6 separate regions of the Mus musculus genome follow, and regions 1, 2, 3, 5 and 6 are each linked to region 4. A link is a loop called in an ENCODE intact Hi-C map of the cell type or tissue named here. Cell type or tissue: left cerebral cortex. All regions are shown on one strand. Region 1 holds the start of Usf1 (upstream transcription factor 1). Region 2 has its middle 24 kb from the start of Alyref2. Region 3 has its middle 11 kb from the start of Alyref2. Region 4 holds the start of Klhdc9 (kelch domain containing 9). Region 5 holds the start of Alyref2 (Aly/REF export factor 2). Region 6 overlaps Cd244a (CD244 molecule A).

Region 1 (5,000 bases), 51 kb after region 4:
CTCAGGGAGTTCTGCGGACCCAGACCTGTACTGGAGGTGGGGATTATAGTCTCAGCTCCAGAACCCCTCCTTGTAGCATGATCCTTGCCCATTCTTCCCGGCCCCTTAGCTGTTTGGAACGCCCACCTGAAGGCACAGAGGGGTCTGAGCCCAGGAGTCGGCTTAGTCTGCCCCCTAGAGAGCTTCACCCTGTTGTCCCTCTTGTGGCCCCTCAGCGCCAGACATATGCTTTTGAAACACAGACTAATCATGGGAAAGATGAAGGGGTATGATTAGGACAGGACAAGAGGAACCAAGAAATCATCACCAATCTCTGGAGCACTTGCCTAGCTGTCTTTGCTGCCTCGGCAGCTGAGATGTCTAATTCCATAGGCTTGGGTCCTCCAGCTTCTTGTTTTGACCATGAGAGGTACAGACTTGGTGGATTTACTTATGTTTGTGTTAGACACAAAGCCACTTATGTCTTAGCAGAGTCTTAAGAAACATAGAACAATCTTGTTTCCAGGGAGTTAACAAAAACATAGGGTAGGTAAAAGCTTTTTTTTTTCTTAAATTTAAATACAGTGGGGGAATTTCAGCCAAACTTTTGCCCTATTCTGAGCTGTGAATATCTCTTCACAGAAGCCTACTGTAGATGTGGGAGATATAGGACCAGATATAGAATAGCTCACCCCTGATTTGTTCCTAGATTTTTGGCTGTCTTCTGACCCTCTTTAGTTTCAGAGTAGGAGAAACATCCAAGAAGCTCTTTAAAGTCCTCAGTGTTTGCTGAAGGAAATGGGTGGCATCCTCTACCTTCAATTATTTTGCAGAAGAGGTCCTCCCATTTTAGGAAAAGGGAATGTTGGGCTGAAGAGATAGCTCAGAGGTTAAGAGCACCTACTGTTCTTCCAGAGGTCCTGAGTTCAATTCCTAGCAATCACATGATGGCTCACAACCATCTGTAACGGAATTTGATGCCTTCTACGGGTGAGTCTGAAGAGAGCAATGGTGTACTCATTCATATACATAAAATAAATAAAGAAAGAAAAGAAAAAGGAAAAGAAAAGTAGAGGGAATGTCACTCAATTTGGCTCTAGCACTGTCTCTGCACAGGCTGGGGCTACAGGCCACCATTTAGCAATGGTGGGTATTTGATAATAAAAGCTGAATTTTTTTTTTAACATTTAAACAGTGTATGTACTTTGTCTTATTAAAGTTTTGGGTGAATGGTATCACATTCCAAAGTTGCCAAAATGTATATATCTTGTTTTTTCTTATTTAGATATTCTTCCTCAGTTGTCATGGGAAACTGTAGCTAGAAAGTAGAACTGGGTTCATGGTGGTCAAGAAATGAGGAAGAGAAACCTGTATTTACATAATGTTCATCTAATGCCAGGAATTGGGCCAGATTTGTGTGCATAAAAACTTTGCTCTTGAATTTATTTAATCCACTTGATGTGAAGTTGGTATTGGTATTTCCGTTTTACAAAGAAATTGAGCTGTAGTTAAGTAAAAATGCCCATCAAAAACCTCAGAGTTAAGAAGTGTTAGTTTCTAGGTGTGGTGGCTGTCTTTAATCCTAGCACTTGGGAGTGGAGAGATCTATGTGTATTCGAGTCCAGCATAGTTTATGTAGGACTACATAGAAATACCCTATCGCAAAAAAAAAAAAAAAAAAAAAAAAGTGTCAGTTCAGAGTCTGAATGGCTTCAGAATCTGAATTCTAGCTATTGCTATTATACTTCACTATTCCAAAATCACTCTGGGTACACCCAGAATGAAGAAAATGGTAATCAAACTCGTCCCCACACGTATTTAAGAGCCTGAGGAAAAGCTATGAGGTCTTTGGAGTATTGCTGACGTTAATACAAAGGTATATACCCAGATCCACGTACACTCAGAAATGTCCCAAAGTCCACTTGGAACCCCCTCAAAGTGATGCCCTGATCCAAGATGGCGTCCCACATTGCCCTTATGAAAGATGGCGCCTAAGATTGCCGTTCCACCCTCTACTTCCTTTTACTGGAAGTAAAAGGGCTCCGCCTACCACAAGGATGGAAGTACAATTTAGTCGGGTTTTTTTTTTCCTGGTTCTTACTGAAAACAAAGGCCTCTAGCGAGGTCCCCAAGGATACCGTCTGTTTCCCTTCAGAGCCTGCGACCACTCACGTACCCACATCCGCTCTAGCGGGCATCAGATTTGAAGCGAGCGGAAGTGTGGCAGCTCGGGGGGCCGTCCGTCGGCTGGGCGGGTCGAGGGCACACTTCCGCCCCTCACCAACATGGCCGCAGGCTGGGACTGCGCATGAGCAGCTGTCTATGGAGAGACCTAGATCCAAAGACGGAGAAGGCTGCCGGGGGAAATCGGCGACTGAAGCGGCCTGGCCCGGTGAGTGCGTCGGAGCCGGCCGGAGTCCGGACGCCGGTGGATCGGCATGGCGGGGCACCTTTGCTTTGGCTGGCGTTTCCCAGGCCAGGCCACGCCTGGGCACGGAGCCTTTGTTTTGGGGGAGGGGGCCGTGCCCGGCTCTTTCTCTCCTGCTTTGTGGGCCGAGCTCGCTCCCCGCCCCGGTGTGCACACGTCCCAGCCGCCTGCGGTGGGTATCCAGCTTCGAGCCGCAGGCCCGGGAAGGTCCCCGGCGTCCTTTCCCCGTCTCTCCTCCGCGGAGCAGCTGGGGCGCAGGCGAGCTGGGCTGGGACCGGCGGGGTCACCGCGCGGGCTGCGGGGCTCGCGCCTGCCGGGTACTCAGGTCCCCAAGCGCCTACTACTAGTCGGTGGGCCTGCAGGGAGACGCGTCGTTCTCGGGCAAGGTCCGGGCGCTTGAAGTCTTTGGGAACTTGATCTGGTTTTTGTGTGTGGGTGGTGGTGGGGGGTGTTTTGTTTTTTAAATTTCTGCCTTTGCGTCTGTGCTTGGTGAGGACGTTTGCTGGGCTCTCCTTTTGAGCATGCAAAACCACAAAATCCTAGGCTGATTTCCGTATCACGTATTATTAATGCTCAGGATGCTTCCGGATATACAACCAAGGTTTGAGTAAGGAGCCTACCGCCGTTTCTGGGTAGCCTCAGAAGTTGCGCTGACAGCTGTTGGCTATACGGTTGTCTCGTGCGCCTTGCAGTCTCTTTCATAGCCTCCTCCTGCAGGCCGTGCCAGGAGCTTCAGGAGGAGCTCTTCCTCCTGTTTGAGGATGGAGACCCCCTAGGTGGTCCGTACATCCGGACGCTGCCTCCCTTTGCAGCCTTACTTTCTACGGACAGTTTCACTTTCAGTTCCCTTTTGTTATTGTTGTTAACGTTCTTCTTTGCACACGGTCTTTCCGAGGCGCATTATCCGCTAAACTAAGGTTTTTCTTTGATTAGAAAGGTTTGGAAGATCTTGCGGGTAGAGTGTTTAAAAAAAATCTTGTCCTTTCTTGTTGAGATTATTTTATTGCTTTGTCCTATGCAGCTGTTTCTTTCTGGTGGCATCTGTCTGTACAGTTCTTTGTTTTTTCCCGTTCTCTGGCTGGTTGTCAAAAGTCCTAAGGCAGGAACATTGTAGATGGATTCCTCCCCCTTTGTCTTTTCTCCTGCAGAACCCTGAGCCTGGAGGTTTTCTTTCCCCCCCTCCTCCTGAGGCTTAGTTGATTTGGAGTTGTCATGGCAACATTTTAGCAACTATGTTGCTCTACAGGAAGCCTTGCTGGATAAAATAAAGAAGCCTTGAACATGATGCACTTGGGCACTGGTGTTTGTAACAGATGCTGTAAATCTGGACTCTCTCAAAACAAGAGCCCCGACAGCGGAGTAGTATCCAAGAGCCAAACCTGGGTTTTATGCTTAGTGATGGTTTCCCAATAGCAAAAAAGGTTTCAGTTTTCCTCTTCTTAGATTTGAGGACTGGAATTTGTTTTTTGTTATTCTTATTTGATTTTGAAACAGGACCTCTCTATACATAACCTTGGCTGTCCTGGAACTCACTCTGTAGACCAAGCTGGCATTGAACTCAGAGATCTGCCTGCCTCTGCCTTCTTAGTGCTGGGATCAAAGGCTGGCATCACCACCTCCCAGCTTCAGATTTCTTTTCGTACAGTTTGTGTTGGAGAAGCTGGAAGAAGAATCAGGGAGTGTGTGAGGGAGTGTGTGGGTGGGGGGGTTATTAGTTACTGGTTTTGATAGTGGTGGTCTAAACTTTGCTCTAGCTTTTCCTGTGAAGCTGCTGACATAGAGTATAATAGCTTTAGTAACAATCCACAATAGCCTCAGCCATGCACCCCAGACATTGTTTCACAGTCTACTCCTCCCCCCAGGAGTTGGAATGAAAATGGAGGAGCAGCTGGGTGGTGGCGACCCATGCCTTTAATCCTAGCACTAGATAGGCAGAAGCAGGCAGGATCTCTGAGAGTTCAGAGGCCAGCCTGGCCTACAGAGTGAGTTCCAGGACGGCCAGGGCTACAAGAGAAACCCTGTCTCAGAAAGAGAGAAGCGGGGTTGGGGGGGAAGGAAGGAAGAGAGAAAAGTTTTGGTGTGTGTGTGTGCACATGCATGTGTGTGGTGGGCTGGACGCTGTGATAAACAGCTTTCACAAGTTAGTTTTTGCCTCTTTGAGGGGAGGAGGTTGTTTTTTTTGTTTTGTTTTTTGAGATATGGATTCTCTAGGTTGCCCTGGTCATCCTGGAACTCTGTAGCCATGGCTGGCCTTGAACTCAGAGATCCACGTGCCTGGCTCCCAAGTGCTTGAATCAGGCATTGCCACCACGCCCTGCCTGCTGAGCCCTCCTAGCTTTTCTTTTGGTCAGAGGAGAGCCGTAGGGGGTCAGTTGTTGTCTTTCCACGTTGCTGGAGACAGTGGCTGGCGCCCCGCTTGTAGAGATTCTCTCATCTCCAGCTCTCCATCAGGCGCCCTGTGATTACACATGCTCTCAATGCTGCATTCCTCTCTTCTATAGGTTTTAGGACTCGGGTGTTACCTTCATTCCGAGTGAGACTTCCATTGCGAGTGCTGTTTGAGCCAATCTCCCAGTTTTGTTTTATTTTATTT
Region 2 (5,000 bases), 120 kb after region 4:
AGCCCCCCCCCCTTTCTCTCCTCCCTCCCTCTTTCTCTTCTTCTCTCTCTTTCCTGCTCCCTAAACATTATCTTATTTAGCTTAGACTAGGTTTTTTGTTTTTTGTTTTTTGTTTTTTGGTTTTTCGAGACAGGGTTTCTCTGTGTAGTCCTGGCTGTCCTGGAACTCACTCTGTAGACCAGGCTGGCCTTGAACTCAGAAATCCACCTGCCTCTGCCTCCAAAGTGCTGGGATTAAAGGCGTGCGCCACCACGCCCGGCTAGACTAGATTTTAAATTGCTATATAGCTTAGGAGGGTCTTCAACTCCTGATCCTCCTGCCTTCCTCCTTCTAAGTGGTGGAATCGGAGCTGTGTGATACTTTCTGGTTTGGGGCTGTGGTGCTAGCTCGTGAAACAGGATTCTTCTGGGTGCCTATAGCTTCCTTTGTACTAGAAGAGCTCTCCATCAAAGGGTGTGACCGAAGAACGACCAAGTCACTTGTAAAAGGAGTTACTGGCATTAACCATGCTATTTGTGTCCAAAGATGTCACCCATCAGTATTCATATGTCTCGCTGATGGTCACAGACAGGGTGGGGGAGGCATTTGCTTGCTGTCGGCCTCAGAAAGGGTAGTGTCGGTCTGGCTCTTGGCCTTTTGCAGGAGAGGAAGCTGACAGATGTACGATCTGACCCAGTCCCTACCCCGGAAGCAGATGGGTATTAACAATTCTTCATTCCTCTCTTCCTGCCTAGCAGCCTCGAGCAAAGGATGTAGACCTTGAGCTAAAACACAAATTCTTTTCTACCACAGTTTTTGACCACTCCTCTCCTTGGGGGAATGTGTCTTTGGGACCTGGGAGAGATGCAGGGGCAGCAGCAGCAGCAGCAGCAGCAGCAGCAGCAGCAGCAGCAGCAGCAGCAGCAGCATTCTGTCCCAGAGGAAGCATCCAGATGTGATTTTTCTGAACGCAAATTTGAGGGCCTTACTTCTCACAGTGCTTTCTGAGGCCTCCTCTAGTTTGTCTCTACAGTGGCCCAATGGGCAATTAATGAAAGCAAAAAGTTTAGGGTCCAGCCAAGCACCCCATTGATTTGGACATAGCATATGGGCGCTTGAGAGTTTCGTGTTTTTGTTTGTTTGTTTGCTTGTTTGTTTTGTTTTACTTTTAGATTCTAATGTATGTTTATCATGTGTCCTGGTTCTACCTGTTAGCTCAGGTGAAATAGCAAAGAGGGAGTCTTGGGCCTGAGCTGGGAAACCCTGGAAGTGGTGTGTGCTGGGGTACTGCGTGAGTGTGTGTGTGCTTGCCCGTGTGCATATGTGTGTGCATGTGTACAGGTGCGTTTCTGTGTGTGTGTGTACGTGTGTAAGGGCGTTACTGTTATTCTTCCAGTCACACGGTGCACCCAGTCTCGGCCAGTTCCACCAGCATTTCTGAGATCTTCATTCTACCACCTGAGAGTAGAACCCGGACAGACCGGTTCTGAGGTACAGAGGAGAGAGAGGTCTGAACCGGAAGGGAAGTTTACTCAATTCAGGCAAGGCAGCGCCCTGTGCGTTGCAGGGTGGGGCGGGGCACGGGAGGGTGGAGGCAGCCCTGCCTGCTAGGCAGGGCTGTTGGCTAATTATCTGTGGACGAGGAGAGAAAACAGAGAGAAGGGATTGTGCGAAGCCTTACTTAGGGCCTTTGAGATGGCTCAATGGGTCATGAGCACCCGAGACTGATCCTCAGAACCCAGAAGCAGGCAGGAGAGAGCGGACGCCACAAAGGTGGGCGGTGATCGTGGACACGCATGCGCACACAGGCATACCTTTTTAAACTTGATGTTGACGTTATGGAATGTGCTTAAGGAAGCTGCTGTAGAGAGGATCCCTCTCCTCCCCTCCCCGCTTAATATCTTGTGCTCTCTCCTTTTTTTTTTTCTTCTTCCCATACAGGGTTCACTATGTAGCTCTGCCTGGCTTTGAACTCACGGGGATCTCTGCCTCTGGAGTGTTGGGTTTATTTTGTTTTGAGGAAAGATTTTCTCTGGCTCAGGCCTTGAACTTGGTCTGTTGTAGAGGTTAGCCTTGAACTGTCTTTAAAAAAAAAAAAAGTAGCTGGGCGTGGTGGCGCACGCCTTTAATCTCTTTAATCCGGAGGCAGAGGCAGGTGGATTTCTGAGTTCGAGGCCAGCCTGGTCTACAGCGTGAGTTCCAGGGCAGTCAGGGCTATACAGAGAAACCCTGGTTCGAAAAACAAAAAAACAAAACAAAACAAACAAACAAACAAAAAAAGTGTCTGCGTGCATGCACTCACAAGTGTTCAAACACTCGGGGGAATTCTTACAAGGTATTAGAGGATCCACGACCTTTACTTAGGCTCTGGGGCTTGACCTAAGGTAGTCAAATTTTCTGAGCTTTACCCACTCACTCAGCCACCTAGCCAGCTCCTAAATGTCTGCAATTTAAACCACTTAGTTAGAGATGGCTCGCTCAGTGATTAAGAGCACTTGCTGTTCTTTGGAGTATTCTCCATCTGTTGTTACTGCAGTTCCAGGGGATCTGATGCCCTCTTCTGGCCTCTGCAGGCACTACATGTACAAGGTCCATGTCCATACTTGTAGGCAAAACATTCAGATATATAAAATTTAAAAGTGTTTAATGGATTTTAATGATCTGCATATGTGTGTCTGTGTGTTCCTACTGTTCTTTATAACAATATGGTAGTTTTAAAATTATTATACAGGGTGATGCATAAAGATTATACACCTTTAATCCCAGCACTCAGAAGGCAGGGGCAGGAGGGTCTCTGAGACTTTGAGACCAGCCTGGACAGCCAAGACTACACAAAGAAAGAAACTCTGACTTGAAAAAAACAAAACAAAACAAGACAAAAATCTTGCTAGGTTGTGCTGGCCTGCAGCAGTTTAGGGATCCGTGGTAGTTTAGCTTTCGGAATCACCCTGTGAACCTGAGTCCTACTTATCCGTAGTAAATGCAGAAAGAAGGCAAAGAATCACAATTAAATGGCATTTAAACTGAGAGTCCACTTTTTCCGGTGTTAATATTCAACAAAACAACAATGAAAAGTCCCCAGAACTACATCGCTAAACTTCACCCATCCCAACTCAAACAAAAAACCGGGGAATAGTGTACCTTTATCTTGAAGGTGTTAAGTTTTGGAGGGGACTCTGCTGGTGTTGAAGGTGTTAAGTTCTGGGGGGACTCTGCCTGTGAGCGGGCTAGTAAGTAGTCACAACCTATTTGGGACCCATTAGAACAGCTTGTGTCAGTGGCCATAAAATTGTTCACACCCTGAAATGCAGTGATGTCTCTCGTGGGAACAAGCCCCAAGGAGACAATTAAACAAAGCAAGGGACGTATGTAGATCCACGTGAAAGGCATTCATTGTAGCGTGATCCGTAAAGTAACGAGCTGGAAGGAAACCAAGCTCTGCACAATACGCAGATTGTTAAACCAGAATGTGGAGACCGATGGAGACTTATCCAGTTATTGAACAATAATTATGGAGAACACGTAGAAACATTAAAATATTTATGATTTGGGGGGTATATGATTATTAAATAAAAGGAGAATAACAGCTAGGTACGGTGGTGCCTGCTGGGGACCCCAGCACTCGGTAGAAGGGTGCAGAAAGATGAGTTGTTTTAGTTTGGACAATAGAGATAAACTATATATTTGTTTTCTCTTCTTTTTAAAAAAGTTTCTCTCTGGTTATTGAAACTTGATAATCAAAGACCAGAAAACTCTCTGCTGCCATTCTATACGAGGTTATGTGGGTATAGTAATCAGCACAGGTCTCAAGAGTTTTTGGAAAGAGTGGAGAGCCACATCTCCCAGAATAACTAATTATTTATTTTATGTATTTATGAATTATTTATTTTATGTTCACCGTTGCTCTCTTCAGAAACACCAGAAGAGGGCATCAGATCCCATTGTAGATGGTTGTGAGCCACCATGTGGTTGCTGGGGATTGAACTCAGGACCTTTGGAAGAGCAGTCAGTGCTCTTAACTGAAGAGCCATCTCTCCAGCACCAGAATACAGGCTTCTTGAGAACTTAGGTCTAAGTCCACTCTTTCTTCCAGGTTCTCTGGGTGCATCCAGCAGCAGTGTAATGAGTCCCAGTAATAGATTCCCCCACCTGGACACACTGAAGAAGCTCGGGGAAAATAAGTTGATCTAATAGCTGGCCAGGGGGCTAGAGACATGGCTCAGTGGTCATGAGCACTGGCTGCTCTTCCCAAGGACCAGGGTTCGATTTCCAGCATCTCTATAGCAGCTCACAACTATCTGTAACCTGTTACTGTAGCTCCAAGGGATCTGATGTCCTCTGGCCTCCATGGTTCACATATATGCATGAATGCAAAACACCCATACACATAAATAAATCACACACACACACACATATATATTATATAATATGACAGGAAAAAGCCCTAGGAAGTTGAGGTCAACTATGATGTTCATGGAGAAGGCCAGGCAGTGGTGATGAAAGACCCCACCATAAGGCTTAGCAAGCTAGCTGCAGTAACGCCATTTTGCAAGGCATGAAAAAGTACCAGAGCTGAGTTCTCAAAAGCCACAAGAAAGTTTAGTTAAAAAATAAGGCTGAACAAAACTAGGACAGGGGCCAAACAGGATATCTGTGGTCGAGCACCTGGGCCCCGGCTCAGGGCCAAAAACAGATGGTACTCAGATAAAGCGAAACTAGCAACAGTTTCTGGAAAGTCCCACCTCAGTTTCAAGTTCCCCAAAAGACCGAGAAAAACCCCAAGCCTTATTTAAACTAACCAATCAGCTCGCTTCTCGCTTCTGTAACCGCGCTTTTTGCCCCCCAGCCCAAGCCCTATAAAAAGGGTAAAAACTCCACACTCGGCGCGCCAGTCATCCGATAGACTGAGTCGCCCGGGTACCCGTGTTCCCAATAAAGCCTTTTGCCGTTTGCATCCGAGTCGTGGTCTCGCTGTTCCTTGGGAGGGTCTCCTCAGAGTAATTGACTACCCAGCTCGGGGG
Region 3 (5,000 bases), 130 kb after region 4:
TCCACACTCGGCGCGCCAGTCATCCGATAGACTGAGTCGCCCGGGTACCCGTGTTCCCAATAAAGCCTTTTGCCGTTTGCATCCGAGTCGTGGTCTCGCTGTTCCTTGGGAGGGTCTCCTCAGAGTAATTGACTACCCAGCTCGGGGGTCTTTCAGTGACACATGCCTTTAATCCCAGCACTTGGAAGACTGAGGCAGGCAGATCTATGAGAGGCCAGCCCAGCCTGGGAGAGAGAGAGAGAGAGAGAGAGAGAGAGAGAGAGAGAGAGAGAGAGAGAGAGAGAGAGAGAGAGAGAGAGAGAGAGAGAGAGAAAGAGAGAGAGAGAGGGAGAGAGAGAGAGTTTTACAGGATAGCCAGGGCTACACAGAGAAACCCTGTCTTAACTACCTCCACCCCCTCCACCACCCCCCCAAAAAAAGAAAGAATAAAGTAGAAGGGAAAACTTATACCATTGATGACTAAAGATACTACTTAGCATAGGGTCTTCTGCCCAGGCCCCACACACCTCTCCATGTAAGAGAGTTCCTTTCTCATACCTGGGTTTCCTGAGATGGCCCTTGTGGGGGATGCTAGCCTCCTCTATCTGCTCCGTGTGTCAGTCCTTGAATAAACCTGATTCCCTATCTGCTAGCTCTTGCCTCCTGAGTATTGGCTTTCCAGCTGAGCAGACTCCTGAGCCTTGGGTAACAGCAATGCTGGACTCTATGCATGTCTATACATTGATATTTCTCCATATTCACAGCTGCTCTGACCGTTTTAATAACGACTCAGGGAGTTACCTGATGCTTTGGGTCCCAGAGCAGAGCGGCAGAGCGGCAGAGCGGCAGAGCGGCAGAGCGGCAGAGCGGCAGAGCGGCAGAGCGGCAGAGCGGCAGAGCGGCAGAGCGGCAGAGCGGCAGAGCGGCAGAGCGGCAGAGCGGCAGAGCGGCAGAGCGGCAGAGCGGCAGAGCGGCAGAGCGGCAGAGCGGCAGAGCGGCAGAGCGGCAGAGCGGCAGAGCGGCAGAGCGGCAGAGCGGCAGAGCGGCAGAGCGGCAGAGCGGCAGAGCGGCAGAGCGGCAGAGCGGCAGAGCGGCAGAGCGGCAGAGCGGCAGAGCGGCAGAGCGGTGTGAGGTTTTGTCATGCTGCTCACAACAGCATGAGACTTGAGAGCATGATTCTTTTAAGTTTCTAGACGCTTTCATTCCATATTGTTTAGGCTGCAGTTTAACAGCAGCGCTAACTGAAACCTTAGAAGATAAAACCATGGGAGGCAGAAAGGGAGCCGTATTTTATACTTGACGGATACGTGGCCAACAGCCAGAGTCCGTTTCAAACAGGAGGCTTTGACTTCAGGTTTTTAAAAATACCGTCTCTGGGAGAAACAAAGGAGGTGGCCGTGAGAGATCCAGGACAAGCCGGTGAATGAGGGTAAAGTTTGTTTTGCACATTTAAGTCAGGATGTCTCTGTTGACAGGAGTCTGAAGCTTAGCTACCCTCCCCTTCCTGGTGCAGAGAGGAGTCACTCCTGTACATGACATTTTCATTTCTTGATGGGAAGGAAAATGCAGGGGGGGGGGGGGGAAGGGGAGCTTCTATGACCCGTCCAGCAGGTCCAGTTATTCGAGGATCTCGAGGGGACCTCCTCCTAATAACCAAATGGGGGGTAGAGAGAGACAAGGGTCTTGTACGAATAACGACACGGAAACCGTTCTGAAGTTGTATCAAGACCCCAATGTATTGAGAAAGGTCCAAGGTTTAAATGCACAAGCAAAGGGGGAAGTACAGATACTTATCAGTGGGAGGGGTAGGGCAATACAAGCAAAAGGGGAAGTAATTATCAGTGGGAGGGGGGGGCAAGAGAATTGCACATTCTTAGGCAGTTACACGGGGAAGCAGGAACTTGGTGGTGTCAGGGTGTGGTCAGGAGAGCGGTGATGACCCAGGGCTGGAACATCCCGTAGTTCTCGGAATCCATGTGTCGGTGGCCCGCTTTTGACCCTCTTTTCTTCTCGGGGGGAGAGGCCCAATTCAGAGATCAGGACAATAGCGTTGCCTTAATGGCTCCCAACACTTCTACTCTCTTTCTAGAGCAGTTTCTGAGGCAGGCTGTGTGGCTCAGTGGTGGAAGCAAGTTCACTTAGCAGGAACAAAGCTCTAGGCTACCCCGGGGCCAATTAGATCTATAACTAGATGTTTGCTCCTCTTTCCATCCAGGAGGAGGAGGGATGGAAAGGCCTCTAATTGGTTCTCTTTAGGAACTTGTGAGTGGTGGCAGTCTTTGTTCTACGGGACAGAAGGACAGCTCCTGTTGGACTGGAGCAAAACTGGGTTTCCTGAGAGGAATAAGGAAATAGAACAATATAGGGCTGCAGAGATTGGCTTGGTGGCATGAGGTTTTAGGGTTTTTTTTTGTTTTTGTTTTTGTTTTGTTTTGTTTTGTTTTCCTGTAAGAAATAAAGCAGAAGGGACTTCCTCACTGTGATGACTCAAGAGACTGGGCTCCCTTGTTTGTGAGAAAAACGGCTGTGTTGGGACTACACGCGTCCTTAACCTTTCAGTCTGATTAAGCAGATATTTCTTTTTGGTTTGGTCTGGTTTGTTTTGGGTCCCACAATGAACTCAGTCTGAAGCAGTTTCTGTTTACTACATTAAAAAAATTATTTCTTTATTTCATGTTTATGAGCGCTCTCTCTTTATGCACACCAGAAGAGGGGATCAAATCCCATTACAGATCGTTGTGAGTCACCAAGTGGTTGTTGGGAATTGAACTCAGGACCTCTGAGGACCAGCCAGTGCCTTTAACCCCTGAGCCATCTCTTTAGACTCTCTTACTACATATCTTAGTCAGGGTTTGTATTCCTGCACAAAACATTATGACCAAGAAGCAAGTTGGGGAGGAAAGGGTTTATTCAGCTTACACTTCCACATTGCTGTTCATCACCAAAGGAAGTCAGGACAGGAGCTCACACAGGGCAGGAACTTGAAGGCAGGAACTGATGCAGAGGCCATGAGAGGTGCTGCTTACTGGCTTGCTTCCTCTGGCTTGCTCAGCCTGCTTTCTTGTTCTTGTTCTTTTCTTTTTTAAAATTTTATTTATTTATTTACTTTATGTATATGAGTACACTGTAGTTATCTTCAGACACACCAGAAGAAGACATCAGATCCCATTACAGATGGTTGTGAGCCACCATGTGGTTGCTAGGAACTGAATTTAGGACTTCTGGAAGAGCAGTCAGTGCTCTGAACCACTGAGCTATCTCTTCAGCCCTCAGCCTGCTTGCTTGCTTGCTCTCTTTCTTTCTTTCTTTCTTTCTTTCTTTCTTTCTTTCTTTCTTTCTTTCTTTCTTTCTTTCTTTCTTTCTTTCTTTCTTTCTTTCTTTCTTTCTTTCTTTCTTTCTTTCTTTCTTTCTTTCTTTCTTTCTTTTTTGTTTTCTGAGACAGGGTTTCTCTGTATCTGTATAGCCCTGGCTGTCCTGGAACTCACTCTGTAGACCAGGCTGGCCTCGAACTCGAACTCAGAAATCCGCCTGCCTCTGCCTCCCGAGTGCTGGGATTAAAGGTGTGTGCCACTACGCCGGGCTCAGTCTGCTTTCTTATAAAACCCAGGACTACCAGCCTGTGGATGGCACTACCCACAATGTCCCCTGTCCTCTTCCCCCCATCTCCTGTGATCACTAATTGAGAAAATGCCTTACAGCTGGATCTCATAGAGGCATTTCCTCAAGGGGTAGTCCTTTCTCTGTGATAACTCCAGCTTGTGTCAAGTTGACACACAGAACCAGCAAGTTATACTACATGTTTCAAAAAAATATTTATGTTTTTGTTTTACGTGTGTGTGTGTGTGTGTGTGTGTGTGTGTGTGTGTGTGCGTGCGCGTGTGTGACTGGGTGTATGCTGTGCACCATATGTGTGCAGGAGCCCTTGGAGGTCAGGAAATCACCTAAAACTGGATTTATAGGTGGTTGGTTGTGAGCCACCATCTGGGTACTGGGAATGGAATCTCAATTTGTCTTTGTTTGTTTGTTTTTAAGACAGTGCTCACTAAGTAGCCCTGGTTGTCCTGAGTCACTCTACAGACTAGTGTGGCTTTGAACTAGAGATGTGCCTGCCTTTGCCTCCAGATGCTGGGATTAAAGGTGAGGGACACTACAACCAGCTAAACCCAGTTCTTTTTTTTTTTTTTAAGATTTATTTATTTATTTATTTATTTATTTACTTATTTATTTATTTATCAGATCTCATTACGGATGGTTGTGAGCCACCATGTGGTTGCTGGGATTTGAACTCCTGACCTTTGGAAGAGCAGTCAGGTGCTCTAACCCACTGAGCCATCTCACCAGCCCTAAACCCAGTTCTTGATGAAGAGAGTGGGCATGTGCTTAGAAGAAGGGAGGTTAGGAATATCTTTGGATTCAACTCCCTCTATATTAGGTGAAACCTAATTGCAGGGGAAGTGGAGACAGAGTGAGGTGGCACTAACATTTGACTAGTTTTGAATAGTAGACTTTGGGTGAAATGGACATATTTCAATCCCAGATGGAAGTGATGAGCAATCTGTACGATCTTGCCGATCTGCAAGGCCTACAGCTCCATCCCTTCTGCAGTCCCAAAGGACTCAGAGTGAAATGAGCTGAGATGGCTGCCCCGCAGAATCAGGCAGACCTGCGGTGACTTTGCATTAGTAAGCATTAAATCCCTGTTGTATTAAGTCATTGGGGTTTTGATTTTGTCTGGGCAGAATGTTTAACGAGCCCATCCCTGTTACAGCAGGTGCCTACATTCTTACCGGCCCCCCACCTCAGTCGCTGCTCTGACTTCCGACTCTGACTTCCGGCTTCCTCTCTTGAGTTCGTCCATTTGGGTAGCTGCTTTTGTCCTCCGTGCGTCAAGTTTGCTCGATACAGCGTCGGTGCAAATTACAGCTTTTACCTCAAGTATTTTTCTTGAGCCAAATATGAACCACCATGGTCTAGGACCATGGATTCTGGTTGACTTGAAAAACATGTTCTAACATGAAAGC
Region 4 (5,000 bases):
GAGGGCTGGAGAGATGGCTCAGATGGCTCAACAGTGAAGAGCTCTGTCTGCTCTTCCAGGGGGCATCTGTTTTATTATCCCCAACAACCACATGGTGGCTCACAACCATCTATAATGGGGTCTGATGCCCTCTTCTGGCACAAAGGTGTACATGCAAATAGGGCACTTATATAAGTAAAATGTATAAATCTTCTAAAGGATTCAGAGACAAAACTCTCGGATTGAAATTTAATAAGTATTTGAAGTAGGGCAATAGCTCTGATGAGATCGCTTTGTAGGTTTGCCACAACACAGAGTGCCTCCCTGCTGTTCTTTAGATGAAGAATTCCAGGATGCAAACCTGTGGGCTAGCTGTCCTGCCGTCCTCACCAAAACCCCCAACCAAATAAAGCTGGTCATTCCAAAGGCAAGTCCGATGGCCCACGCGCTTCAGTCCACGGTCTGTACTGGGGAAGTGGAACCACAGAGGCGGAGACTTGCCTGTGGGTTGAGAGCAGAAGGTGGTTACTGTGGCATTCTGCTCCGGCCTTACCCAGTACGCATGCCTGTCATCGTTCCCGTTTGATTTGTCAGCCTTTTCAGATGTTCAGTATTTATATTGTCTATTGTATTTTGTTTTTGAAACAGGGTCTCACTCTGTCACCCTGGCTAGTTTCACACTCTAGATCAAGTTGGCTGGCCTCAAAAACTACCAGAGATCTGCCTGCCTCTGCCTCTGCCTCCCAAGTGCTGGAATTAAAAGTGTGAATCACTATGCCTGGCTCTATTTTTTGTTTGTTTGTTTTTCAGCAGTCCACACACTTTTGCCTCCTGAGTAGCATACATCACCACAACCGGACTGCATTCCTTTAACTCATCAACTGATTTCTCCTCCTTTCTATCCCACCACCCCTGTTTTGTAATTTTTAGCTGTGTCTTTTTCTCCTCCCTTTCAAATGATAGCTTGGCGCTCACGGGTATCGTAGATGTAGAGATCATTGCAGATCGTATCTCTAGCTCTGGTCAGAGTTTCTCCGCCAAATAGTACAGCGAAGGGTCCCACCACTGAACAGGAATGATGGCGCAGGCTCTGGGGTCCTTGCTGCAGTCCCTGCCCACTGCTCACAAGCCTTGCAAGCTGTTCCCTCAAATGAGGGGCAACTGGTTGTTCCTCCTTGGGCGAGAAAAACAAGAAGGGGTTGTCTGAAGGGTTTGCTTATTGAAGTTTTAGTCCTTTTCTACTTTATGTGAGTAGCTAATACCTTGATTTTCCCAGGGCTCCATTGCCCTGCTACCTCCGGTCCAACTGAGTTGCAGCCCCCAAAGAGCAAAAGCTGATGACCCGGGTGCGGCCCAGCAGTTGGCAGCAGGGCAGCACAGTGGCCTGATCGTGAGGTTGTGTGGCAGCCTTCTTCTTTGTAGCTGTTGGTACACAGAAAATCGGGCCTGAGTTTGGTTTTCTGAAAAGATTCAAGTGTTCTTTGCCAGAGAGCTCTAGTGAAAAAGAAAATCAGGCTTGGGGCAGATAGAGTTAAGCAATCTTGGATTCCAAGACAGAAGGTGCTATGGATAGACTACCAATAAGTTTATTTAGGTTTTGTTTTTTCTAGAATATAGAGAAAACAAACGAACGTTTGGGGGCAAAGTTGCAGTACCAATAAGTTCGGGTCCTGTGGTCCAACTTTAACGTGTAGATGCTTCCGTAGCGTCGCTGAGTGTGGGTACCACCCTCTCTGCCAGACACTCGCAGCTCCCCGTCTGAGAGGCGAGTGCAGGTGTGGCTGCTGAGGCCAGCAGGAGGGCAGTTGCCAGGGTTCGCAGCCCATGCTTCCCACACCTCTCTCTCCGTGTCCAGCGCGGCCACCGTGGATAAGCGACGTGACCCGTCCCAGCCACCCACCACGCAGAGCCAACGACCTCCCACCAGTGCCGCGTCGTGGTGGCTGCGAAGGGGACTACCTCGGGCTACCAGTCGCACCGCTTGGCCTACAGCTGGGTCAAAGATCACAGTGTCGTTGCTGGGCACTCTTGCACCACCTTCTAGGAGACCCCCTACCAGATAGAACCGTCCTTCCAGTTCCGTGCATGAATGGAAGGCACGAGCCAGAAGCACGTCTCGCGCCACTGGCCTCCAGGTCCAGGTTGAGCCTCTTGCTCGACCGAGGGTCTGCACCCCAGCCATGGGCCAAGGGAAGGGGAGAGCAGCTCGGTCACTTCGGGTCGCACTCCTTCACGAAGGGCCCAGCACTTCCAAGCATAGACTAGCTTCCCCTCCAATAACAGCACAGGTCTTCACCCAAACCACCCCTTCTCTCCACCGCCGTCGCCCAGCAACCACTGCAGGGACTACAGTGCGACCGCTGCAAACTGAAGGTCGCAAAGCGCCTGTTACCTTGGAAACAAGAGACCTGGTTAAGCTACCGCGATCTTACAGTGATGTCGTCAGGGGAACGAGATGTGGGGAAGCCAGTAAATATCCTAAAGGATTTGGGCTCCGAAAGGCTAGAAACCGGCAGTTCGTTAGACGAACCCAATAGCCGCTAACTAGCCTGTAATTATGACGTTTGAGGAAGGTGTTGGTGGTAGGATGCGTGGAGGCCGTGTCTTTTTCTTTATTTTTTGCTGCACGGTTTCCAACTTGGAATCTTCTCTAGGGATGAGGTAGGAAGGAAACAAGTCAGAAATCAAAGGTTGAACTTGGACTACGTTGCTTGGGATTCAGAGACTTGAGTAGACTTATTCCGCGATCCTATTTATAAAATGGGTTGTTTGTGATAAAAATTCTTGAAGGTGCTGAATGGATGGGAGAGTTCTCTCTGCTCTAGCCACTGGAGGGCAGTAGAGTCCAGTCTCAGTGAGAGAAGCGACAGGAGAGAAAGGTGCTAAGAAGGGACAAGGGAGAAAGAGATGAGTTAGGGTGGATGAAGTGGGAGAGGAAAAATAGGTTAGGCATATCTTGGACAGTTTTTCACTACTTAGTCCTAGGATGAATAATTATTTCATCTTGACTCATTAGAATAATATAACACATTAAATGGAGGCACCGTGGAACTCAGGATTAAGGGCAGGGAGTTTCCCCTGATAAGATCCTGGGCAGAAGCTGCCCAACCTTAGAAGGTGGGTGGGGGTGAGATGGGGAGGAGAGAGACACGGACTCCTGCCCCTCCCTGCTCTCTTCCTTTTAGTCAAGCTGGGTTACTGAAGGCCTAACTCTGCCCTCGCAGGACTCAATGCAGAACGAAGAGGCTCGGATCAAGGCAGGCTGACTGGGATCAAGGCAGGCTGACTGGTTTCTGCTGTAGGAGGAAATGCAGATTTCTACTTGTCGCTCCAGCTGGGGTGGAGCCGAAATAGGATCTTTGTCCCCCAGGCTGGGCTTTGAGTGGGAAGGATGGCTGTCACTTGGGCCTTTGGTTTCTAAACATGAACTTGCTCCCAACCAGACCACGGATAATGTCCAAGGTTTCAGTGGGAATGATCACGTGATTCTGAGGCGCAGGCTCACACTGGGCCTTTTCCCTCCTGGTCCCAATTAGATCTTGAGAGAGAACTACGTGGGGAGGGTGTGCACACATGGAGTAAAGAATTGAGCCTGGGGGCTGGAGAGAAGGTTCAGTGGTTAAGAGCACTGGCTGCTCTTCCAAAGGACCCAGGTTCAACTCCCAGCACAGCAGCTCCCAACTGTCTGTAATTCTAGTTCCAGGGAATCTGACACCCTCATACCGGTAAATGCACATAAAATAAATTAAAAACAAACACACACAAAGGCTTGGACAGCATCTCAGTAATGCAAGTCCCGGGACCTGAGTTCCATTTCCAGAACTCACACAAAAATAGCTGGACACAACCGTGCGGTGGTGGCACACACCTTTAATCCCAGCACTCGGGAGCACAAATAATAAGAGAGATAAATAGTTAAGTTTCCTTAGCATTTATTTAAGAATAAAGACTTGAGTGTTTTCAGTGCTTATTTAAGCACAGAACAGTAATAAAGAGTCAATAAAGAATTAAATTTTGGCCGGGCAGTGGTGCGCACGATTTTAATCCCAGCACTTGGGAGGCAGAGACAGGTGGATTTCTGAGTTCGAGGCCAGCCTGGTCTACAAAGTGAGTTCCAGGACAGCCAAGACTATACAGAGAAACCCTGTCTCGAAAAACCAAAAAATATATATATATATAAATAAATAAATAAATAAAATAAAAAAATAAATTAATAAATAAATCGTTGGGCCTGGGCGAGCAAAGATCCTAAAAATTCAATTCCCAAGAACCACATGAAGGCTCACAACCATCTGTACAGCTACAGTGTACTCACATACATAAAATAAATAAATCTTTTTTTAAAAAATTAAATTTTAGCTTTTCCAACTTGGGCTGGTGGAATGGCTCCAGCAGAGAAGGATGGCAAGAAGGACCGTTTGGCCACCAACAAGGTGGTTTCCCGAGAATACCATGGAATGGGCTTCAAGAAGTGTGCTCCTGGAGCACTCAAAGAAATCCAGAAATTTGCCATAAAGGCAAATGGGACTTTCATGGGCATAAAGGAACACCAGATGTACGCATTGACACCAGGCTCAATAAAGCTGCCTGGGCCAAGGGAATGAGGAGTGTTCCGTATCGCATCTAAGTATGTTTGTCCAGAAAACAAGCTCTCCACATTGGCAACTTATGTGCCTGTTACCACATTCAAAAATCTATAGATGGCTACTGTGGATCAGAGTTAACCTGCTGCGTGTCAAACAAAGCTGCAGAACTGAAACTAAAACAATTAAATTTTAGTGCTTATGGAAGCCCAGACAGTAATAAAGAGGTAATAAGAGTCAAGTTTCCAGCACTTATTAAAACACAGAGCAGTAAAGAAAGTTAAGTCTCCAGTGTTAAATAAAAAACAGTTATGCAGTTTAATAGAGCACAGAGAATTATAAAATAAAAATGAAGCATAGAGAGTTAAAAGGAAAAGAAGCCAATGGTTTTCAGCCACAGAACGAGTGAGAGAGTGTTGTTTCCAGGTGCCATCAGCT
Region 5 (5,000 bases), 140 kb after region 4:
ACACCTTTGATCTCAGGAGGCAAGCAGATCTCTGAGTTCAAGGTCAGTCTGGGACAAAGCAAGGTCTAGATCCAGGCGCGGTAGTATACACACCTTTAATTTGGGCCACACCTTCTACTGGAGGCCTACATAAGGACATTGGAAGAGGGAAGATTCACTCTTCTTCAACTGCTTGCTCTTGCCAGTACGTCTGTTGAAACCTACTTCTACAGAAGACCAGCTTAAATAACTAGCCTCGTGGCAACTACTAGATGCTTGGACTTCCCATTCACAGCTGCCCGTTGTTATCACAACAAATTCCCTTAATATATAGAGACATCCTGTGATTCCTGCGTCTCTAGAGAATCCTGACTAATGGCGTTTTATCATAGCAACAGAAATCCTACCTAAAATGTATAGAATGGACCTTGGGTTAGCGGTGGTGTTCTCTGACCTACAGTGTTCCTTACATCTGACCACTCTTCTCCCAAGCAAGAAGTCTTGCTTTGGTTTTCCTTCAATTATATTTTATCCATGGATCAGGAGCAGACAGTGAGGCCAACACTTAAAAAACTAAATATGTATCTAACATGTTCTCCATGTGTTATCATGAATTTGTAAACCTTAAAACAACCCTTAGAGGTCAACCCAAGCCTACAATTATCCACAGAAGAATCAAATTCCATTATTGTGGTGGGTTGAAGGAGAAATGTCCCTGGTGAGCTTGGGTGAGTGAACACTTGATCTCTAGTTAGTGGTGCTGGGTAGGGGACTGATACGGAACCTTTAGGTCTGACTGTGTTGGCAGAAGGATGTCGATTGGGGGGTGGTGGGCTCTGAGAGTTTATAGCCTTTCCTTGCTTCCGGTTTATTCTCTCTGCATTGTGTTTAAAGGTGAAGATGTGATCTGCTTTCTGCTCCATCCCCCTGTTGCTATGCCTCCCCCTACTGTTATGGATTCTCTCTCTGGGTTCCTAGCCAAAATGAACTTTTCTTTGGTTTTGTTATCACAGCAACAGGAAAGCAACTGATGCAATTATGAACACTCTTTTGTTCTCTGCTGGACATGTTCGGCTATCCATGGTATGTCCATCCTGTTTCTTTATTTTATTGTTTTCTTTAGGCAGGTATCCCAGGCTGGACCGTGAACTCCCTATACTCCCGCCCTCACCTATTGATGACACTGAGGATGATAAAGAAAAGTGGGAAAGTATCTTTGGAAACTTTCTTGCTTCAGTCATGGATAGCTTGGAGTGTTAAGGTGTCAGGCTATCCAATGGCCACTAGAGGCACCCAAACCGTTGGCTTTCAGGTCCTTTGTTTTGCAAAGCAGAGAAGGAATTTCCGAGAGGTTAGAAGGGAGATTTGTTATAGGGTTACAGGTGGGAGTTGTGGGAGCTCCTATCCAGCAGAAGTAGGCCCCAGGTGGGGCACTGTGGAGCGTTTATCCCAGGGAATTTTGTAGAAACAGAAGTGAGGCGTGAAGCAGGCAATGAACTGGTCAGTGCAGTAGCCCATCCAGGAGACATCCAAGAGCCTTTCCATGATTTCAAGTCTGTTCCAGGAAGAGAGAAAGTTCAACTTCCTTTCCAGTGTACTTTGGTGGGCAGAGCCAAAGATGCTTTGCCAAGCAGACCGAGGGCATTCTGTGTTTGAAGTTCCTGCCACTTTGTTACCTGTTCTTTTTTTTTTTTTTTAAGATTTATTTATTATTATATCTAAGTACACTGTAGCTGTCTTCAGACACACCAGAAGAGGGAGTCAGATCTCATTACGGATGGTTGTGAGCCACCATGTGGTTGCTGATTTGAACTTCGGACCTTCGGAAGAGCAGTCGGTGCTCTTAACCACTGAGCCATCTCTCCAGCCCCCTTGTTACCTGTTCTTATTACTGAGGTATTTTAGCTATAAGGAGACTGAGGTATTTCAAAGGGACAGTCTCTGTCCTTAAGGGAAAGGTCTTGGGTGGGAGAGTAGTTTTCATTTTTTTGGGGGGGGAGGGACTGGGGGGAGATGGGGAATTGCATCATAGTCTAGCCCCTCCCACAGCTCTGAGGGTAACCTGTCCCTTCTGCTCGAGTGGCTGCATTTATTTTTTAGAATGTATCTGCCTTTATTTGTATGAATATTTTGCCTGCGTATCTGAGCGTTGCTTGGCACTGATGGAAGTCAGAAGGGGGCGCTAGTTCTTCCTCAGCTACAGAGCTGGGTTAGCCATCTTGCTAGAAAATTGTACGTGCCTTAAGTCCATAACCACCTTGCACTTAAATAAAATATTAAAAATAATGGTTTATACATATGTTCACTGAGACCACAACATAACGCAGCTAGATAAAAAACAGCTTAATAAATAACATGTCTACAGACTTCCCACAAAAACTTAGTATTTGCTTTTAAAGGCTTATTTACTTTATCGGTTATGAGACACAACGCCATGCGACTGAGCCCTTTTAACCAATGAGCTGTCTCTTTAGCCTAAGCTCAAGCCATTTTTACCTTACAGTGGTTAACACTGAAGACAAGAAAATACATAGAGCACACAATAAAGACTGTTAATTCTAACTTTGGTTAACACTGAAGACAAAAAAATACATAGAGCACACAATAAAGACTGTTAATTCTAACTTTAAACATTATTAATAGCCTTGCTAAAGCAAGGCCTCAAAAAATTAGTGTAAGACTCAGAATTGTTCCTCTCCACGGAAATCTTTAGTAAAAGGCGAAAGATTTATACGATCTGAAGAGAAACCAGAGTATACCCAGCTGTCCTAGTGTACAGTTCTCGGCCGACTGTATTTCCTAGACAACTAATGGTGACTATTTACTCCTAAAGACACTGACTACTTTATTATATCAGATAAATCTTTGAAGGTTCTATCACATTAAGGAATAAAAGGAATAAAACAGAACAACGAAAACAACACGCTACCCTTTTAAATTATACAACCATCTGTGTGCACTGCATTGTGGGTATGCAAATATCGCGGAGAAGCCGCGTGGCCCGCTCGGTTTCCGGAAGTGCCTCGAATTTGTCCCAGATGTCTCTAGGCGCTGGGCGGCCACCAGGGGTCAGAGCGAAAGCCAGATTCACAAGCGCACAGACTTCCAATTTCCAAGTGTGATTTTGGTGCGCTTGTGATTCCAGCACCGGTCGGAGAGGCGGAGTCAAGGCGGGGGAATCATTGAATTTGAGTACTTTCTGGTCTGCACCGCGAGGGCCGGGCCAGTCAGGCCCGGATCCGCGCCCGCCATGGCCGACAAGATGGACATGTCTTTGGACGACATCATTAAGCTGAACCGTAACCAGCGCCGGGTGAATCGAGGCGGCGGGCCTAGGAGGAACCGGCCCGCCATCGCCCGCGGCGGCAGGAACCGGCCGGCACCGTACAGTAGACCGAAACCACTTCCGGACAAGTGGCAGCACGACCTATTCGACAGCGGCTGCGGGGGTGGGGAAGGCGTGGAGACCGGTGCCAAGCTGCTCGTGTCAAACCTGGACTTCGGGGTGTCAGATGCTGACATTCAGGAACTCTTTGCTGAATTTGGAACGTTGAAAAAAGCCGCTGTGGACTACGATCGCTCTGGACGAAGTTTAGGGACGGCGGATGTACACTTTGAACGGAGGGCAGATGCCCTGAAGGCTATGAAGCAGTACAAGGGCGTCCCTTTGGATGGCCGCCCTATGGACATCCAGCTTGTCACGTCACAGATCGATCCACAGCGAAGACCTGCACAAAGCGGAAACAGAGGCGGCATGACAAGGAGCCGTGGCTCTGGAGGCTTTGGTGGCCGCGGCAGCCAGGGAAGGGGTAGAGGCACTGGCAGGAACTCAAAGCAGCAGCAGCTTTCTGCAGAGGAGTTGGACGCACAGCTGGATGCTTACAATGCAAGGAGGGACACCAGCTAAACAACCGAACAAATCCGCACAAGAACCGGGACCCAGACGCCTCGTCTGTGATGCCTTAGAGGGAGGGTAGGCAACTGGACTGTGCAGACAATGGTGAATTTGGTTTTTTGTTTCTTTTTACTTCCTGTTTTAAAATAGGATCTAAAAACTCATGTAAAGTTTTTTTTTTTTTTTTTTTTTAAATTCTGAAACAGACCTGTTTTGTACTGAGTTATTTTTTGGGATAAGTTTTCCTGGGTGCTGTTGTGGAGAAGGTGGCATTTTCACCTTTGTCATAATAAAATAGAAATGTGTGTAGAACTGGAAAAATTAAAAAAGAAAAAGAAAAATTACAAATTACAATATGACTTTTATGGACAGAACACATGACTGACTAGCATGCATGAAGAAGTGGGTTTCATTCTCAGCTCCATCATGTAAGAATAAAACAAGAATTGAAAAAACCTTGCCTTTGATGCAGCTCAGTGGCAGAATGCCTACTCACCATGAGCAAGGAAGGCGGTGGGTTTAATTACATGGAAAGTCTTTTCTGTCTGGTAGGGGTGGTACCTACCTGACCTCTCAGCGTTGGTAAGGCTGAGACAGGAGTTTTAGTGAGATATGACTAATCTAAAATAAAATCAAAGGCAGGGGTGGTGGTGGTGGCGGCGGCTCATGCCTTTAATACTAGCTTCTAGGATATACAGGCTCCACAGAGAAACCTTGTTTCAAGCCCCTCTCCCCAAAACCCTGCCCCCCCAAACAACAACAAAACAAAAAACAAACACCAACTTTCTTTTTTTTTAACATAATATTTTTGTGAATTATTTGGGACTTTCACACTGTGTACCATGATCAAGCTCACTTCCCACTCCTCCCGTTGTATCTTTAATTTTCCAAATCTTATTATTATTATTTTATTTTATTTTTTTCCGAGACAGGGTTTCTCTGTGTAGCCCTGGCTGTCCTGGAACTCACTTTGTAGACCAGGCTGGCCTCGAACTTAGAAATCTGCCTGCCTCTGCCTCCCAAGTGCTGGGATTAAAGACGTGCGCCACCACAGCCCAGCCCAAATCTTATTTTTAATGATAGTTCTTAAACGCTTTAACCTCCCTTGTAGCCCACCACCCACCAA
Region 6 (5,000 bases), 210 kb after region 4:
TTACGTATAAGGTTGACAAGGGGTCAGTTATAATAGCTACTTTTAGGTCAACTTGACACAACCTAGAGTCATGAGAGAAGAGGGAGTCCCGATTGGGAAACTGCCTCCATGAGATCCAGCTGTAGGCAAGCTTGTCAGGCACTGTCTTAACTAGTGATGGATCCCAGAGTTTCCAGCTCATTGTGAGTTGGCACCATCCCTGGGCTGGTGGTCCTTGGTTCTATAAGAAAGCAGGCTGGACAGGCCCTTTGGAGCAAGCCAGTAAGCAACACCCCTTTATGGTCTCTGCGCCAGCTCCTGTGTTTAGGTTCCAGTACTGCTTGAGCTCCTGCCCTCAGTGCTTTTGATAATGGACTATTATTAAGGAACTGTGGAGTGAAATACACCTTTCCCTCTGCTTTTGGGCATGGTGTTATGTCACAGCAATAGTAACCCTAAGGAAACCATGACCCAATGCTCCTGATAACTCCATTCTTAAAAATAAAAATGATAAAAACACTACCTACAGGTATAGGGAGACAATCATACCAGCCAGCACTGAGCAACCCAGGCATCCTCATTGAATGGCACAGTGGCTGAACTTCCAACCTTGCCTTTGAGCAAGTAAGATGCATCCGTGCACCAGCCAACAGTGCTGGGTGGTCCTGCCTTCCAGTCACTCCTCTTGTATCCTTCTGTGTTAATCGCACCCCTTTCCTTCATCAGAATTCCTTTCCTTATCTGAAATCCTGCCGTGCTCCGTAGAGTTTGATTCTGTGACAAGCTGTCTGGGTCTTTTGTCAGAGTCTTTAGATTTGGCACTGCTGGCTGCTCATGCCATCTTTTCCTGTGAAATACCCAGGATCCATCTATCATCTCAGCCTTGTGTGGGATGGAGTTTGGCCCCCAGAGCTTTCAGCTCAGCACAAGGCTGATGAATTACATGTCATTGACACAACTTCTATTTGACTGGACCTTACTCTTGACTCTTCCTGTAGCTGGTACTGCTGATCGATTATCAGCCCTGGTGCCTCAGATCTTCCCCGTCACCACCTGTTATCTGAGAGGAACACATCTAACTTCCTGTGGATCAGCCAATCAAAAGCTCTCCTCCAACCCACTCACTTAGATTGTCTCTACAGTGTTATCTGCTTCCTTGCCCTCTTCCTTCCATAGTTTACAGGGTATTGCCACATTTCTAGGAGTTGAAGCTTTAAGACCCGTGTCTATTTCTTTACCAATGCTGCCAATCCCACGACCAGATGTCTCTCCCTAGTCCTGGCTCTTTTATCTCTGATGTTCTACATAGGGGAGGAGAGCTTGCCCCCACCCCCACCCCCGACATGAGGACTGGGGTTTAATTCCCAAGGTTGAAAAAAAAAAGTCTGCAATAGTTTCGTGCCCTCTGCTTGGGTTCTTTACTGGAGAGGGTTTGAACTAGTTGATTCATGTCCTTGAAATTCTCTTCTGATAGCCTCTGCCTTGGCTACAGAGCTTTCTCACTCAGGCGCATGATAGCACGGAGGTTTTCTCAATCTAAAGAAATCCTCAGATGCTCTGCTGTCACCTTTCAAATTAAAATGCTTTAAAGAAAAAAAATTTTTAAATATAAAATCATGGCACTCAGGCTTCTCTGAGAAGTCTTGTTTTATTTTTCTGCTTGTTTACGGCATGCACTCCAACCGGAATGTGAGCTTTACGGGAGTGGGGTGGGGTGGGGATGGGGTCTTGACGCTCTTCCTCATGGTACACCGCAGTGCCCAGAATTGTGCTTCTCAATGAGGACAGTTTTTCCTCAGGGGACATTTGTCAAGGTCTGAAGACATTTTTGTTTGTCATGACTGAGGCTAGGGTACCACTTGCATCTAGTGGGCAGACGCCAGGGATGCTGCTAAGTGATGCATAGCACAAACTCTATCCCAATACCCAGGTATTCTTGGGCCCTTAATATTTAGGGCTGAAGTCAGGAAACCCTTTTCTAGAGTAACGCCCAGCATAAAGAGGGAATTTGCCGCCCCCTTCTGGTTTCTCGGCATAACTACATTCATATGCCCAGACCCGCATGTAGATTATGTATGCATTCGCATAGTTTTCTTTCTATTTCTGTGGAGAATATCATTGATATTTTGATATGGCTTTTAATCGTTCTTCAAATCCAAGCATGTGGTATGTCTATCTATTCCTTTGTTCTTTCCAACGTCTTCCATTACATTTTGTAGATTTCCTTATGGAAGTCTTTCACTTCTTTAGATCTATTTATACCTAGATTTTTTTTTTTTTTGGTAAATACTTAAAGCTTGTTTTTTGATAGAAAGGTGATTACTCTCTTCTTGATTCCATTTTCATGAAAAATTTTGTTCTAATCTTTCATTTTCCAGGTAATGCATGTCCTTAGCTATAAGGTGTGTTTCCTTTATTCCCCCCCCCTCTGTCTCTCTCACTCTGTCTCTCTCCCCTCTCGCCCCCTCCCTCCCTCCCTCCCTTCCTCCCCCTCTCTCTGTCTCTTCCTCATATTCTTCCTTCCTCCCTTCCTTTCATCTGTCTCTCTCTCTCTCTCTCTCTCTGACAAGATCTCATGTGTCTGAGGCTGGCCTCAAACTTGTTATGTAACCAAGGGTGACCTTGAATTTCTGATCCTCCAGTCACAACCTCCTTCGTACTGGGATCCACATTTTATGTAGGGTCAGAGTGTGGGGAGCCAGTGAAGTCCCGACTGAGTCAAGTTCTTAGTGAATGTGTATTGCTTGATGTGAGCTGGCCATGTGTAAGACCCAGGAGAAACTGGCAAAGCCTTTGAAACCTTGTGTCAGTCTGTGAGAGCTAACCTGGGTCATATGAGAGCTAACCTGGGTCATGCTTGAGTTTCACAGCTTCAGGGATTCGTGAGGACCATGCCACATCTGGAGGTGATGTGGGCTAAGACACACATCTGGCTCATTCATCTGATGCAGAGTCTGTTTGTGTGTGCTTTGTCCTGAAGGTGCAGTTTCTCCTCGGGTCTGGCATTACTATGACAGTCCTGTCACTGAGCTCTATGACAAGCCTACTGCCTCCTCCAGTTATTGGAGTCTTAGTTCCTGCCCTGTGACCCTAAGTTACAAGAGAGAGGTGGACCATTCAGCCTCTTGTGCTAATGTTGTCTGGTAACTCAGTCTGTGGGTATTGGGTTGGTGGTAGGAGTTGCATGTGGGTTTCACCACATCAGGCCTGGTACATGGTTTCAAGCCTAAAGCTCGAATTTAACTCATTCACACTCCCAAAGTGGTGACATCACGCCTTACACTGGACTGGTTGGAGTTGGGGTGCATGAGGCATGGACAGTTTCTTCCCATATTTGTATTTTGTTATGGTTGGGCACTGTGGTCCCCGCTAGATCTTCTTACGTTTTATCAAGGTAATTAGGTGTGGGAAGATCCTGGAGGATCTTACTTAGCCACCATCTTGTTCTCCTCACACTGCCTTTCTTCTTATTGTGCTACATTGTTAAGAACCCTGTGTGTAACCATCTCTCTCTCTCTCTTACCTCACTCTCTGACCCCCTGCTCCTGCACACTGCAGTCTCTTTAAGGCAAGATTATCTTTCTTATTGTCTACAGCCTCTGGGTGGCACCACATGGCTTCCTTACCTAAGGGCGTCAATTACTGCTCTGGGTTGCCTGAGGTAGCTATCTAAAGTCTGCTACTATGTTACAGTCTACCATCACTATGTTATAGTCTACCACCACCATGTTAATTAACTCACATCTTGATCCCTAGGCAGGGAAGTGCGGACATACCTGGAAGGCCCAGCTTTAACATTTTAGAGAGTAGTCTTGCAGAGACCTTCTGGTTCCTAAAACAACAGTAAACAATAAGCCTTAGTGAGCACTGCCCACAGTGCAATGCACTAAGTGTTTTGAGAGGACTGTGAGTCCAGCTCTATTTTAGAGCCCAAGACAAGCTATGCGTTTCAGCATTGTTTTTACTGGGTCTGACGGTTCAGGATTTCTGGCCATCACTGCTGGCCATGCATGCTTCCCTCAGTGTCCTGCGAGTCAGACTTTTTTGCCACTGTGACAAATACCTGGAGGAACAAATTTAAAATGGGATAAATTTATATTCAGCTTATTTAAGAGTTTTTATTTGCCCTTTTGTTTTGAGGTGAGATCTCATGTAGCCCAGGCTGGCGTCTGATTTGCCATGTAGCTGAGGATGGCCTTAAATTTCTGATTCTTCTGCCTCTCCCTTCTGAGTGCTGAGAGTACTGTTGTATGCCACTGATTCCTGGCATTAAGCAGTGTTGAGGATGAATCTAGGGCCTCGTGCATGCTAGGTAATGTCTCCAGCCTTATTTCAGAGGTCTTAGTCAATGGTTGGCTTACTCCTGTGCTGTGGACTGTGGGGTGTCATGGTGGGAAGATCTAACAAAACAAAGGTGCTCACCTTCTAGCAGCTGGGCAGCTGAGAGACACAGTCAGGAATGGGAAAGACGTTGCCTTGGGAGATGTGTCCATAGTGACCCACTGACCAAGCCCCATCTTTGTGTAGTTGATTGATGAGGTCCATGAGCTAACTACCTCTCAATGATGTTATCAGCTGAGGACCAATCCTACAGAATATGAACATGGGGGGGGGGTGGGCTTGACAGCCAAATTACAATGGAGTGAGTCACACCATTAACGAGGTGGTTATAAAATTATCCTCTAGGAACTGAGCATGGAGGAACAAGTCTGTCATTCCAGATACTCAGTAGGATAGTGAGTTCACAGCCAGCCTGGGCTATTTAGTGAGACCCCATCTCAAAATCCAAAAGGAAGTGTCTGGGTAAATGGCTTAGTGGATAGTAATAGCACTTGATCTGAAAGCAAGAACACCTGAGTTCAAGTCCCCAGAACCCATTAAAAAGCCAGCCTAGATCAACCAATGAGGTTCAGGTTCAGTGAGAGATCCTGTCTGCAGAGGGCCAGCAGGCTGGCTCAGTAGGTCAAAACACTTGCTGCACAATTCTAACAACCCAAGTTTGATCCCTGGAACATACACAA

What was found. A loop is a pair of places that touch in the nucleus more often than their neighbours do. Peaks named below come from ENCODE experiments on the same cell type or tissue, not always from the same donor. Only the 100,000 strongest peaks of a DNase experiment are listed, where the experiment ranks them.
Region 1: it touches region 4 in a loop (7-fold over the local background); 11 of 42 quality-filtered maps call a loop at or near these places.
Region 2: a loop joins it to region 4, with 8 times the contacts of the local background. A loop is called at or near these places in 32 of 42 quality-filtered maps.
Region 3: a loop joins it to region 4, with 4 times the contacts of the local background. A loop is called at or near these places in 5 of 42 quality-filtered maps.
Region 5: a loop joins it to region 4, with 3 times the contacts of the local background. A loop is called at or near these places in 4 of 42 quality-filtered maps.
Region 6: it touches region 4 in a loop (2.4-fold over the local background); 15 of 42 quality-filtered maps call a loop at or near these places.

The regions. Positions count from the first base shown.
Region 1 is chr1:171,409,070-171,414,069 of GRCm38, forward strand. Arhgap30 (Rho GTPase activating protein 30) reads left to right here. Exons shown (of 12, transcript NM_001005508.2): 12 at 1-1,171. The coding sequence ends at 272. Usf1 (upstream transcription factor 1) reads left to right here and starts at 2,244. Exons shown (of 10, transcript NM_001305676.1): 1 at 2,244-2,371. In left cerebral cortex, a CTCF peak has its summit at 3,101; DNase peaks (open chromatin) are centred at 1,992, 2,236, 2,707, 3,055 and 1 more place; H3K4me3 peaks cover 2,359 bases; H3K27ac peaks cover 2,065 bases.
Region 2 is chr1:171,476,670-171,481,669 of GRCm38, forward strand. No RefSeq gene overlaps it. Among named protein-coding and RNA genes, the nearest start is that of Alyref2, 24 kb to the right of the region's middle. In left cerebral cortex, CTCF peaks have their summits at 2,549 (motif pointing left) and 3,874 (motif pointing right); DNase peaks (open chromatin) are centred at 1,726 and 2,526; H3K4me3 peaks cover 288 bases.
Region 3 is chr1:171,489,661-171,494,660 of GRCm38, forward strand. No RefSeq gene overlaps it. Among named protein-coding and RNA genes, the nearest start is that of Alyref2, 11 kb to the right of the region's middle. In left cerebral cortex, no CTCF peak of the experiment used is centred here; no DNase peak of the experiment used is centred here.
Region 4 is chr1:171,358,501-171,363,500 of GRCm38, forward strand. Pfdn2 (prefoldin 2) reads left to right here. Exons shown (of 4, transcript NM_011070.4): 4 at 1-754. Klhdc9 (kelch domain containing 9) reads right to left here and starts at 2,298. Exons shown (of 4, transcript NM_001033039.2): 1 at 1,635-2,298; 2 at 1,242-1,401; 3 at 955-1,153; 4 at 1-480. The coding sequence starts at 2,161. The coding sequence ends at 314. In left cerebral cortex, CTCF peaks have their summits at 123 (motif pointing left) and 2,808 (motif pointing right); DNase peaks (open chromatin) are centred at 117, 397, 1,884, 2,383 and 3 more places; H3K4me3 peaks cover 2,116 bases; H3K27ac peaks cover 3,139 bases.
Region 5 is chr1:171,500,428-171,505,427 of GRCm38, forward strand. Alyref2 (Aly/REF export factor 2) reads left to right here and starts at 3,051. Exons shown (of 1, transcript NM_019484.4): 1 at 3,051-4,323. The coding sequence starts at 3,230. The coding sequence ends at 3,886. LOC115487699 (a small nuclear RNA gene) reads right to left here and starts at 2,736; the gene lies at 2,621-2,736. In left cerebral cortex, CTCF peaks have their summits at 1,259, 2,172 (motif pointing right) and 3,045 (motif pointing right); DNase peaks (open chromatin) are centred at 1,295, 2,160, 3,020, 3,462 and 1 more place; H3K4me3 peaks cover 1,577 bases; H3K27ac peaks cover 1,598 bases.
Region 6 is chr1:171,565,047-171,570,046 of GRCm38, forward strand. The region is part of intron 1 of Cd244a (CD244 molecule A); the gene reads left to right. Among named protein-coding and RNA genes, the nearest start is that of Gm35200, 5.5 kb to the left of the region's middle. In left cerebral cortex, CTCF peaks have their summits at 2,003 (motif pointing left) and 3,582 (motif pointing right); DNase peaks (open chromatin) are centred at 1,995 and 3,598.